2 separate regions of the Homo sapiens genome follow, and region 1 is linked to region 2. The links are chromatin contacts, found by Hi-C in ENCODE. All regions are on one chromosome and are shown on one strand. Each heading gives the region's core, a stretch centred on a gene start or an enhancer-like site at or near the end of the contact. The rest is flanking DNA. Distances are from core to core; before and after follow the strand shown.

The links. A loop is a pair of places that touch in the nucleus more often than their neighbours do. Pooled maps may share reads with other maps.
Region 1: a loop to region 2 is called in a map of MCF 10A, with 5 times the contacts of the local background. The contact joins the promoter of CPA3 here to the promoter of HPS3 in region 2. A Hi-C loop is called at or near these places in 4 of 168 maps with a recorded cell type or tissue (GM12878, K562, MCF 10A and 1 more), 12 of 37 single-sample maps with no recorded cell type and 20 of 50 pooled maps.

What each region holds. Positions count from the first base shown.
Region 1 is chr3:148,862,949-148,868,458 of GRCh38, reverse strand. CPA3 (carboxypeptidase A3) reads right to left here and starts at 3,163. Exons shown (of 11, transcript NM_001870.4): 1 at 3,084-3,163; 2 at 2,911-2,986. The coding sequence starts at 3,151.
Region 2 is chr3:149,128,052-149,134,430 of GRCh38, reverse strand. HPS3 (HPS3 biogenesis of lysosomal organelles complex 2 subunit 1) reads right to left here and starts at 4,793. Exons shown (of 17, transcript NM_032383.5): 1 at 4,491-4,793. The coding sequence starts at 4,707. RefSeq lists enhancers at 4,252-4,751, 4,533-4,792.

The DNA.
Region 1 (5,510 bases), core at 1,914-4,413, 260 kb after region 2:
ACCCCCAGCAAAGTCATTTTTCTAGCAATATGTCCTTGGGCAAGTTACTAGGACTCTTTAAATTTTACTCCTCTCTCCTGAAATAATGGGGCAAATGAGGGTCCACTGGGAAGTGTTGTGAAGATTGTGAAATAGGTCTGAGGTCTGGGGCATGAAGACAGTTAACAGGTGCAGATTTTTTTTTCCTTTCTCTTCCTCTAGCTGACAATTTCAAAAATTTGGTATATGAGCTCAGAAGTATAGCATTCAGATCAAAATAATTTCGAGGCTGGGTGTTGTGGCTCACGACTGTAATCCCAGCACTTTGGAAGGCTGAGGTGCGGATCACCTGAGGTCGGGAGTTCGAGACCAGCCTGACCAACATGGAGAAACCCCACTTCTATTAAAAATAGAGAATTAGCCAGGCATGGTGGCACATGCCTGTAATCTCAGCTACTCGGGAGGCTGATGCAGGAGAATTGCTTGAACCTGGGAGGTGGAGGTTGCAGTGAGCCGAGATCTCGCTATTGCACTCCAGCCTGGGCAACAAGAGCAAAACTCTGTCTCAGAAAAAACACAAAAAACAAAAACAAAAGCAAACATTGAAAAGATTCCAGTTCTTGTGGTTCTTCAAAATCATACTCAATTGTGAAACTAAATGAAGTACAAGTCCCCAGCCTGGGAAATGTGAAGGAAAAGCTCAATTTCCACCCCTGCTTGTGTATGTGTTCAGGTCTGCCTGGCTGTTTCTTGGTTGAGTCCCCCTCTACCTCGAGGTCAATCAAGTGACAATATGAGGCTGCTATGAACCAACCAATGTTTATTTTGATCAAAAAGCTACATCATGAGTTGGACATATGAGAGATGTAGTGTGATGCAAAGGCAAGTTAGGCAGAGCCATCTTATCACAATAGACATTTCTGTGTTCTAGCAGGGTAATGTGCAGCAGGAGCTTAGAGCTTAGTGAACTTTCATGTATTAAGCAGGAGGCAAAGAGCTGGGTGCCACAGTTGTAGAGACTAATAAGGGACTTATGAGATGTGAAAGGTTTGGTGTGGAACACAGAGTCATACATGCATGTTTCCCACATGTTAACCAATGCCAGAGGAAGGAACCGGGTATTCCAGGAGCACAAGGAGCAGCCAAAACTGAGTCACGAGAGTTGATGAACAGAAGAGACGTCCTGCAGGAGACACTGCCTGAGTTGGATCTTGAGAAATAAGTAGGACTTACCCAGGTCAAAAGGGAGAGAAACACATTTTCATGAGAAAAGATGTACAGGGCCAAGGTGGGTGAGATTTTGGTGTTTATGGGGCTTGAAGGGTGTGGAAGAAGGTGGAGGAGCAGGATATTGAAGAGGCTGGTAGTTTGGCAGATCATAAAACGCTTTGAATGCTATACCAATACCAAAAGAAAATGCTTCTGACTGGGCATGGTGGCTCATGCCTGTAATCCCAGCATTTTGGGAGGCTGAGGCGGGTGGATCACTTGAGGTCAGGAGTTTGAGACCAGCTGGGCAACATGGCAAAACCCCGTCTTCACTAAAAACACAAAAATTAGCCGGGGATGGTGGTGGGCACCTGTAATCCCAGCTAATAGGGAGGCTGAGGCAGGTGAATCGCTTGAACCTGGGAGTCGGAGGCTGCAGAGATTGTGCCACTGCACTCCAGCCTGGGTGACAGAGTGAGACTCTGTCTCAAAACAAAAACAATAACAAACAAAAAACGCTTCTATGGTGCTTAATATGGCAGGCCTGCTTCTAAGTGCTATCAAACGCTTACTTAGTCTTTGTAGCAACCCTAGGAAGTAGCTATGACTATTATCCCCATTTTATAGCAGAAGAAATTGAGACCCAGAGATGTTGAGTAAGTTGCCTAAGGCTACAGAGCTAGCGTAGAGCTTGGATTTGAATGTAAGCGTTTGACTTTGAAGAAAATGCTTTTTCCGTACTAGGCTGCTTCTTAGTAATGACCCTCAAACGGAGGAATGCAATTGTCAAGTTTTAGAGTGAGCAATCAGGTTGCAATGCAGAGTTGGCTTTGTGGGAGTCAAGACTAGAGCCCTGATTGCTAGTTAAGGGACTATGGAAATTCTCCTTGCAAGAGGTAGAGTGAACATGAACTTGGCAGTGGCAGTGGAATGGAGGGCAATGTGTGGATTTGAGAAACATTTGGGAGTTAGAATAGGCAGGGCCTTTGATTGATTTGATGTAGAGGTAACTGTATGTTTGACTGGAATAAATCCCAGACCCAGTTCTGGGTTTAAATTTGATGTGTAATCTTGGTCATTTAATTTATTGTCTTTGCACTTTAGCTCTTCTGTTTCAAATGAGTTACATTATAACCCTGACATTGAGAATCTGCTGGAGAATTTGAAATGGCATATATAAGGTGGCTGGTGCAACATAAATAGGAGCAGCTGAATACATGATAAAATTATATTAGGCTGTTGGATTTTAAAGGATTGATCTAACTTTAAAAGTCTTATTTGAAAATGTACCTGCTCTTGGAAAGGGTCACATCTTGATATTAGCCAGTGCCTCAACGTTTTCAGTTAGTACTCAAGAGAAATTATGGCACCAGAGGAGATGAGGGTCGGAGTGGGGAGAATGGAGAGGGAATGGCACCCGTAGGCAAGAGAAAGATGCCCTGATAAGGAGGCCAAGAACAGCTCCTGATTTCATAGTTTTACCTTGAAAAAGCTGGTGTTTGAAAAGCTTTTGGGAGGAAAAACAGAAGTGGTAGTCTTGGAAACCAAGACCAAAACCAGAACAGGTGAAGTATTGGCCATTGGCTGAATTATCCAGATAGCTCCTGCTTTCCCCTTATGTTCAATAGTCTTTTGTAGTCCCATGGGCATTGACAGTAAAATAAGAAGAAGCATCTTTTAGAGAACAGTAAGAAAAGATAAAATATCCCTCTAAATGCTTACCTCATTGGTTTTGGCCAAGTCCTTTATGATGTCTGCTTGTTTTTCATCCTGGGGCTTCACGCGGAACACCTTCTCCCTTTGTGGAGGCAAATGAAAAAAAAAAAGTGAACTGTAAGGAAACAACCTTTAATTCTCTTCTACACAGAGACTGGAACACAGGAAGTAAGATTTACCTGTCAAAGCGGACAGGAGCAATTGCAAGAGTGGTAGCAATCAAACCCACAGGCAGGATGAGCCTCATGGTTCTTCTTTGCCTGCCTTGAGACCCTCTGGCAGTTTTATGCCTCAGCCCTTATCTTGATGAGCAGCTGATTTCCTCTTAGGGTTCTGTTGCACAAACTGTTCCCCTTCTTCCCCCACACCAGGTTTTTTTTTTCCAGCTGGAGAGGGAAAAACACTAACCCACCAAGCACATGCTACTTATCTACCTTTTGCAATAGGAAATACCCATTTTACAGATACAGGATGGGAAGCAAATGCCTTTAGCAAATAACTTGGCCAAGGTAACAGAGAAAGTATGTTCACAGAGCTGGGATTTACTAGTTCTATCTGTTCTAAAATACTACTCTACCATTCTGCTTGAATTGAATGATGGAAGAAATTAGTTTTAAAATTTGCACTTGGAGACTGAGATGAATTTGGGTATCTGGCCATAAAATCTTGGTGAGTGGTTCGTAATAATGTAAAATATATTTTTGAAGCTAGAATGTAAGTTGTGAAATTAAAAACATTTAAATTGACTGGGCACGGTGGCTCACGCCTGTAATCCCAGCAGTTTGGGAGGCCGCGGCGGGTGGATCATCTGAGGTCAGGAGTTCAAGACCAGCCTGGCCAACGTGGTGAAACCCTGTCTCTACTAAAAAATACAAAAATTAGCCGGGCGTGGCGGCAGGTGCCTTAATCCCAGCTACTTGGGAGGCAAAAAAAACCCCAAAAATTTAAATTACAAAATATAAATGTACTAAAAATGCTGTAAGTACTATGGCGAACATTGAAATGTTCACCATTTAGATTTTACAATGATAACATTTTTGTTATATTTTTCCTGTACTTCTCTGGGTAAAGAAATAAACACTAAAGACCTAAAGCACTGCCCTAACTCTTTGCCCTTCTCTTCTCTCTGTCCTCAGAGGTGACCCCTATTTCTAAGGCAACTTGAGAACTACCTGACAGCAAGAAAATATCAATGCTGTAATGTTTATTAATTGGACACTGTCTTCAGAGCCTGGATGCTGTAATTGCCAAATAATGCCTTTTGAGAGTTGAATTAATGAAAGCCACCTATAGACCATTCACAACCATCTCTGGAGGGATGTTTAGTCTTGAACACAACTTGGTTAATTATGGGAGAATAACACCTTTACCTAGAATCATAGGTAACCTAAAAGAGTAAGTGAATTTATCTAATCAGTTAACTTATTAGAATTTCCTTTTTGAAAACCACCTCTTCACATTGACAAACGTATAGCTGACTGTAGATAAAACTTCTCAGAGTCACGCTTATGTACTATCAAAATAGTGTGGTTGGAGACACGCCCCTGTTATATATACAGCAGCAGTAATTCCATTCTTCTCTATCTGATGGGTGTGTGGTAGAACTCGGGACTTTTTTTTATTTCCCCAAATGGATTTTCCGGCTCCAGCCTTGCAGGTAAGGAAGAGGAGGGTTTTACAAATGCCTTCATGTTCTTGACACTGGGCAAGCTCACCAGCACTGAGAACTCCCAAAGCAAATGCTTGCTCCATTGCTTTTGACTAAAGATACTTTTGACCAGGGAACAGTGAAAAAGAAAGACCTTGACTTTGGGTTTCGACAGACATCACTTCAATGTGGCTCCCACACGCTAGCTACATCCCCTTGAGCAGGCTGCCTAGTTATTCTGGGCCTTGGTTTCCTCATTTGTAAAATGGGAATGCTAATGTGACTCTAACAAGTGGCTGTGAGGCTTAGTGAGACAGGATATGTTAGGGACTTCGTGGTAGGTGCTAAAAAACACGTCCATGCTCTCTAGACAGTTGATAAAATGTTCATGTGCTGTCAACAGAGACTTCCAGTGGGCCACTGCCAGCCTGCAGAACCGGTATCAAAATAGATCATGTGGTAGATTAAAGTGGTGGCCGTGACCTTTAGGGATAAAATATGTCTCTGTATTTGTTTTCATGTGGACTACTTCAATAATTTTTTTTAATGTTATAGCTTTGCTTTTTAGAGTTTTATTTTCTGATTCTAAAAATTATAAATGCCCATTGAAAATGATTCTGGAAAATACAGGAAAGGTGAAAGAGGAAAAATAGAAATCCTCTTAATTTTAGAATTCTGTTATATTTTCTTGAAGCTGTTTCCTCTGTGACTGGTTTTAAAATTGTGTGGAGAAAGCTTCTATGTCTGTTTTTCAGGTCAAGTAGGAAGAACACTTTTATTTTATTTGGGGAATCTAGGTGAGTGCTTTGAGGACTTTGGTATTTCTCAGGATAAGACTTTGTTAATAAATAAAAGTACATCTTTGGCTTCTTAATAGATTACATATTGGCAATTTCTTCTTTCTGGAATATGATATAAACATGTGATGTGTTTGAGACTCCCACTGCCTCTCCAATCT
Region 2 (6,379 bases), core at 3,544-6,043:
CATATTATCTGTCTGTGTGTATGCCTGTCTGTCCCTGTCTTTCTTTCTCTCTCTCACACACACACACATATAAAAGTTGAAAGTGGTGAGTTTGTTACTCAGTAGAACTCTTGAAAGTGAGAACTCTTATGCCTTAAAAGGAGTGACGTAGAGAAAACTACCAATATTTTAACAGGTATGACCATTAAAGACAGATTTTATAATACCAAAATTGGAATATTCCTGCTGAAAGGGAACTTAAAGAGTTAATGAGAGGTTTTTCAAACAGGTCCGTGGCCCAGTGCAGGCCCCTGCTAATGTTGTCATTAGGCAAAAACAAAAACAAAAAACCAATGACAGCAGAGTAAGTTGTTCACAAAGCTAAAGATATCCAATGTTTGATGCTAAGTGTTTTTTCTTTTATAAATAATGACAGTAAATAGTAAGGCTTTTCATTTTTTTTAAAAAAAAACACAGGCATATCCCAGAGATATTGGAGGATTGCTTCCAGACCACCGCAATAAAGCAAATAATGCAATAAAAAGAGTCACATAAATTTTTTGGTTTCCCAGTGCATAAAAAAGTTATGTTTGTACTAGATTATAGTCTATTAGGTGTGAAATTGCATTATACCTAAAAAACAAACAAACAAAAAAACAAAGCAATGTACATACCTTAACTAAAAATATTTTATTGCTAAAAAAAATGCTAACGATCATCCAAGCCTTTAACGAGACATATCTTTTCACTGGTGAAGGGTCTTGCCCCGATGCTGATGGCTGCTGACTGATCAGGGTGGTGGTCACTGGAGGCTGGGGTGGCTGTGGCAAATCCTTAAAATAAGACAACAATGGGCCGGGCACAGTGGCTCACACCTGTAATGCCAGCACTTTGTGAGGCCAAGGCGGGTGGATCACCTGAGGTCGGGAGTTTGAGACCAGCCTGACCAACCATGGAGAAACCCCATCTCTACTAAAAATACAAAATTCGCCACAAGTGGTAGCGCATGCCTGTAACCCCAGCTACTTGGGAGGCTGAGGCTGGGAATTGCTTAAACCTGGGAGGTGGAGGTTGTGGTGAGCCGAGTTCACGCCACTGCACTCCAGCCTGGCCAACAAGAGTGAAGCTCTGTCTCAAAAAAATAAAATAAAATAAAATAAAATAAAAAAATAAAACAATTAAGTTTGCTCCATCAATTGACTCTTCCTTTCACAAAAGATTTCTCTGGAGCATGCAATGCTATTTGATAGCATTTTACCCACAGCAGAACTTCAAAATTGGAGTTAATCTTTTCAAACCTTCTCATTGCTTTATCAACTAAGTTTATGAAATATTCTAAATCTTCGTTGTCTTTTGAACAATGTTCCCAGCATCTTCAATAGAAACAATTCCATCTCAAGAAACCACTTTCTTTGTTCATCCATGAGAAGCAACTCCTCACCCATTCAAGTTTGATCATAAGATTGCAGGAATTCCAACACATCTTCAGGCTCCACTTCCAATTCTAGCTTTCTTGCTATTTCCACTACATCTACTGTTATTTCATCCACCTAAGTCTTGAACCCCTCAAAGTCATCCATGAGAGTTGGAATCAACTACTTCCAAACTCCTGTTAATGTTGGTATCTGATCTCCTTCCATGAATCCTGAATGTTTTTAATGGCATCTAGAAAGAGTGAATTCTTTCCAGATGATTTTCAATTTATTTTGCCCAGATCCATCAGAAGAATCACTTATCTGTGGCAGTTATAGCCTTACCAAATGTATTTCTTTAATAATGAGACTTGAAAGTCAAAATTACTACTTGATCCATGGGCTGCGGAATGGATGCTGTGTTAGCAGGCATAAAAACAACATCAATCTCCTTCTACATCTCCATCAGAGGTCTTGAGGGACTAGGTGCATTGTCAATGTGCAGTAATCTTTTGAAAAGAATATTGTTTTCTGAGCAGTAGATCAAAACAGTGGGCTTAAAATATTCAGTAAACAATGTTGTAACAGCTGTGCTGTCACCCAGGCTTTTTTCATTCTAAAGCACAGGCAGAGTAGATTTAGCATAATTTTTAAAAGGGCCCTATGATTTTCAGAATGGTAAATGAGAACTGGCCTCAATTTAGTCACCAGCTGCATCACCCCCTAACAAGAGTCAGCCTGTTCTTTGAAGCCAGGCATTATCTTCTCCTCTCTAGCCAAGAAAGTCCTAGATGGCATCTTCTTCCAATTTAAGACTGTTTTGTCTACACTGAAAAAATCTGTTGTTTAGCACAGCTGCCTCCATAAACTCATCTTAGCTATATCTTCTGGACTTCTGGATAACTTGCTGCAGATTCTACATCATCACTTGCTGTTTCACCTTGCACTTTTATATTATGGAGACAGCTTCTTCCCTTAAACCTCATGAGCTGAACTCTGCTAGCTTTAAACTTTTATTCTGCTGCTTCCTCACCTCTCTCAGCATTCACAGAGTTGAACAGAGGGCCTTGCTCTGTATTAAGCCTGGGCTTAAGGGAGTATTTTGGCTGGCTTGATCTTCTACCTAGAGCAAAGTTTTTTTCCTATCAGCAATAAGGCTTTCTAATCATTTGTGTTCACTGGAGTAACACTTAATTTCAAGAACTTTTCCTTTGCAGTCACAACTTGGCTAAGTGTTTGGTCCAAGAGGCCTACCGTGCAGCCTATCTCAGCTTCTGACACGCCTGCCTTCCTCACTAAGCTTAATCATTTCTAGCTTTTGATTTAAAGTGAGAGACGTCCAAGTGTCACTTGAACATTTAGAAGACATTGTAGGGTTATTAATTGGCCTGATTTCAATATTGTTGTGTCTCAGGGCCTAGGGCAGCCTGAGCAGGCAGAGACGATCAGAGCAGTAATCAGAACATACACAACACATATCAATTAAGTTCACCATCTCACATGGGCACAGTTCATGGCACCCCAAAACTACTACAATAGTAACATCAAAGATTGCTGATCACCGTAATAGATACAATAATTATGATAAAGTTTGAAATATTGCCAAGAACTATCAAAATGTGACTCAAGAGACATGTAGTGAGCACATGCAGTGTGAAAAATGGAACTGGTAGATTTGCTCCACACAGAGTTGCCACAAACTTTCAATTGGGGAGAAAAAAACACGCAGTATCGGCAAAGTACAACAAAGTGAAATGCAAAAAAAACAAGGTATGCCTGTATATGTCTTTACTTGACAAAATAAGCAGTCAGATACTATGTATGGTAACCCCACAGTTTTTAATTGAGCCACGAAATCCCAGGGTCTGGATATCACTGATCTATTTATTCAACTTTTTGTTTTTTTTTTTTTTTTTTAACATAAACTCAGACCCCAAGGTTTCTATAAACTCACACCGAACCAGCTGCGGGGTAGGGATTAGAGAGAGATCTCCAATCTTCCAGGTTCAAGTTCTCCACTTCATTAATAGCATAGCCACCAGCTTTTGCAACGTAAATACTGAACTTTACACCCATCTTGTAAAGTATGAATCGAAGGTAAGTGTATTAAAGGAATTATATGGTAAATTCTTCTGTAATCTAAAAGGGATCTAGTTTTAAATGTTGGATTTTTCTAAAATAGGATTCACCCACACAGTATTTCCTTGGTATTGCTTCACATTTCTGGTGTGAAAGAGTAACGGCTGCTCTTACAACTGTTTGTTTTTGTTTGTTTTGGGACGGAGTCTCACTCTGTCGCCTAAACTGGAGTGCAATGGGGCAATCTCCGCCTCCCCGGTTCAAGCGATTCTCCTGCCTCAGCCTCCCAAGTAGCTGAGACTACAGGCGCCCACCACCACGTCCGGCTAATTTTTGTATTTTTAGTACAGACGGGGTTTCAATAAATTGACCAGGCTGGTCTCGAACTCCTAACATCGTGATCCGCCTGCCTCAGCCTCCCAAAGTGTTGGGATTACAGGCGTGAGCCACTGCGCCCGGCCACAGATGTTTAAGAGAAGAGAGGGGGGCAGTCTGAGTTCTACTTACACACATTTAAAAATCAACACATAATGTGAGCTTTCAAAAACCGACCGGAAGTAGATGGAGGTACAGATGTGAAAGAACTGCCAAGAGTTGGAATAATTGTTAAAGCTGGGAGTACTTGGAGGTTCCGGGATACAGTACTAGTCTCCTTATTCCTACTTGTTTTTTTGGTAAGTCTTTGAAATCTGATGCACTAAAGAGTTTTTTGTTGTTGTTTGCTTAAGTATCCGAGATGAGTGGAATCCAGCCAGAGGCCTTTCTGCAGAAAACCAAGACGAAGAGATGTCAGCGTCTCCGCCCCGACAGAAGCAAGCTCATACCTATGCTTGCCGCGACAACCGCATAGCTCAATGCGACTTCAAGCAATCAGCGGCCAGACCCAGGGAGACCATCCGGCAAATTCCGGGAAGCAAGAAGTCCCATCCCTAGCTAGAGCTACAGCCCAGACGTTCGGTCCGCTAGCTAGGAGGCCTCAAGCTGGACCCCAGGCGGCCCCTGGCTCTCTAGATTACTCACCAGCCTCGCTGTAGGCCAGGCGCAACACCCGGCCCAGCGTGGAGAAGGCGCACCGCGGCTGGCACAGCTCCTGGCCGGCCACCGCGAACGCCTCCACCTTGCAGCCCGCCGCCACGAAAAGCGCGTCACGCCCCCCGCCACAGAACCGGTCCGGCTCCAGCTTGCAGGGCACCACCTGCTGCGACCCGAACGGGTGCAGGTTGTACAGCTGCACCATCCCGACGTCCGGCGGGATGGCACAGCCTGCCCGCCCTGCAGGGCGCCCGGAGACCCCGCGCTGACCGCGAATGTAGGACTACTTCCGCGAGCGAGCCAATGACGCCGGGTCACGTGAACGCCAGCCGGCCCCGCCCGCGGCTCCGCTACTTAAAGAGGCCGCCGCGGGGCGTGGCAGGCGTCGGGAAAGCGGTCACGCCAGCCTGGTCAGCCCGCGCTCTGGCGCTGCAGTGCTTTCGGTCTCTGCGCCTCCCACTCCGCCGCGCGAGCTTGCCACTGCTCTATGCTCAGTGGCCGGTGGGTGCGGGGACCGCTGGGTCCCTGCCTTTCGTCTTTTACTGCTTTGGGCCAGGCGGTATGTTTTGGCTTTTGAGTACGTTCTGACAATTCATCATCTATCTTGTAACATTTTGTACTTACTTTGAGGAGCGTTATTCATGTCTCTTCAGTAGTCCCTGAGCTTCTGGAGGATGGGGTTGCAAAAACTGAAATGGGGTGCAACTCGGGGCTAAACACTCTGAAGAGTTGCTTTAAAATAATGGAAATTCTAGAATAGTTCAGCTGGAAAGAGCAAAGCCTTGAACGTGCTTGGCAAAAAGATATTTGTTGAAAGAAAGAATCCATGGACTTCATCTTGTAGGCATTTGACAAAAGACTAGTTTGAGCCCCAGAGGATAGAAGAACTAGGAGGGAAATCCCCTGGCTTTCAGTCCAGTGCTCCTAAAACTATGCAGTAAATTATCTATTCCTGACATCTCAACGTGGAGTTCACGATCGCAACACTTTCCCTTTTCTAAAAAAATCAGATTTAGATAAAACAAGTAGTATAACTTTGTCCAGTTCACCTAGAAAATATATGTGTTAGCATGGATTGAGGGATGCTGTTTTATTTAGGCACACAGGGACATAAATGAAAGTGCAACATTTTCTTCAGTCAGTTTCCAGTTCAGAATTTGTAAATTAGATGCAATTGGATTGAAGTTAAACTTGCCTCCCTTTCCTAGGCCCTTCAGATGAATAAAGTACCTCTAAGTAATGGGAAACAACAGGTTCGTCAAACTCAGTGAGTTAGAGAAGTAAACATGGAGGTAGCTCAGGTCAGGAACTAGGGCTGCAAAAAATCACAGAAGGCTCCTATGGAAAACAACCAGACTAATAGTCCACAAGTTATTTGTTCTAGATACAAAACTTAAGAGCAAATATCAAAATCAATAGTAAAAAAGATTCCTTTCCACAAGTATCTGCCATATTATTCTTTTTGGCTTAATTTTCTTCTTCAAGACTTAATTATCCTAATTCAATTTTCTCCTAATGAAGACTGATATTAACTTTAGTGTAATTTCACCTGCATAAAAAGAATGTCTGTTTTGGAGAAAGAAGTGAGATTTGCTCAAAACCTGGAACCCCATTCCTTCCTAGAGATAGTGTCTTCTTCCTTGCTGTAGTCACTGCACCTGACTCATCTAAGATTCTTTGGGAAGAGACATGCTACCCAAGGGAAGGTGGGGCATGTGTCTGGTTTCCACGTTTGTCAGGAGCTGTGAGCAGGAGCTGCCCACTTGTATTCCTGTTACGAATGCAGGGGCAGCAATGGCACACCATCAATTCCTTGCGGGAGGTTGCATTTGTTTGCAAGGGCTGCCATAACAAAACACCACAGACTGGGTGGCTTA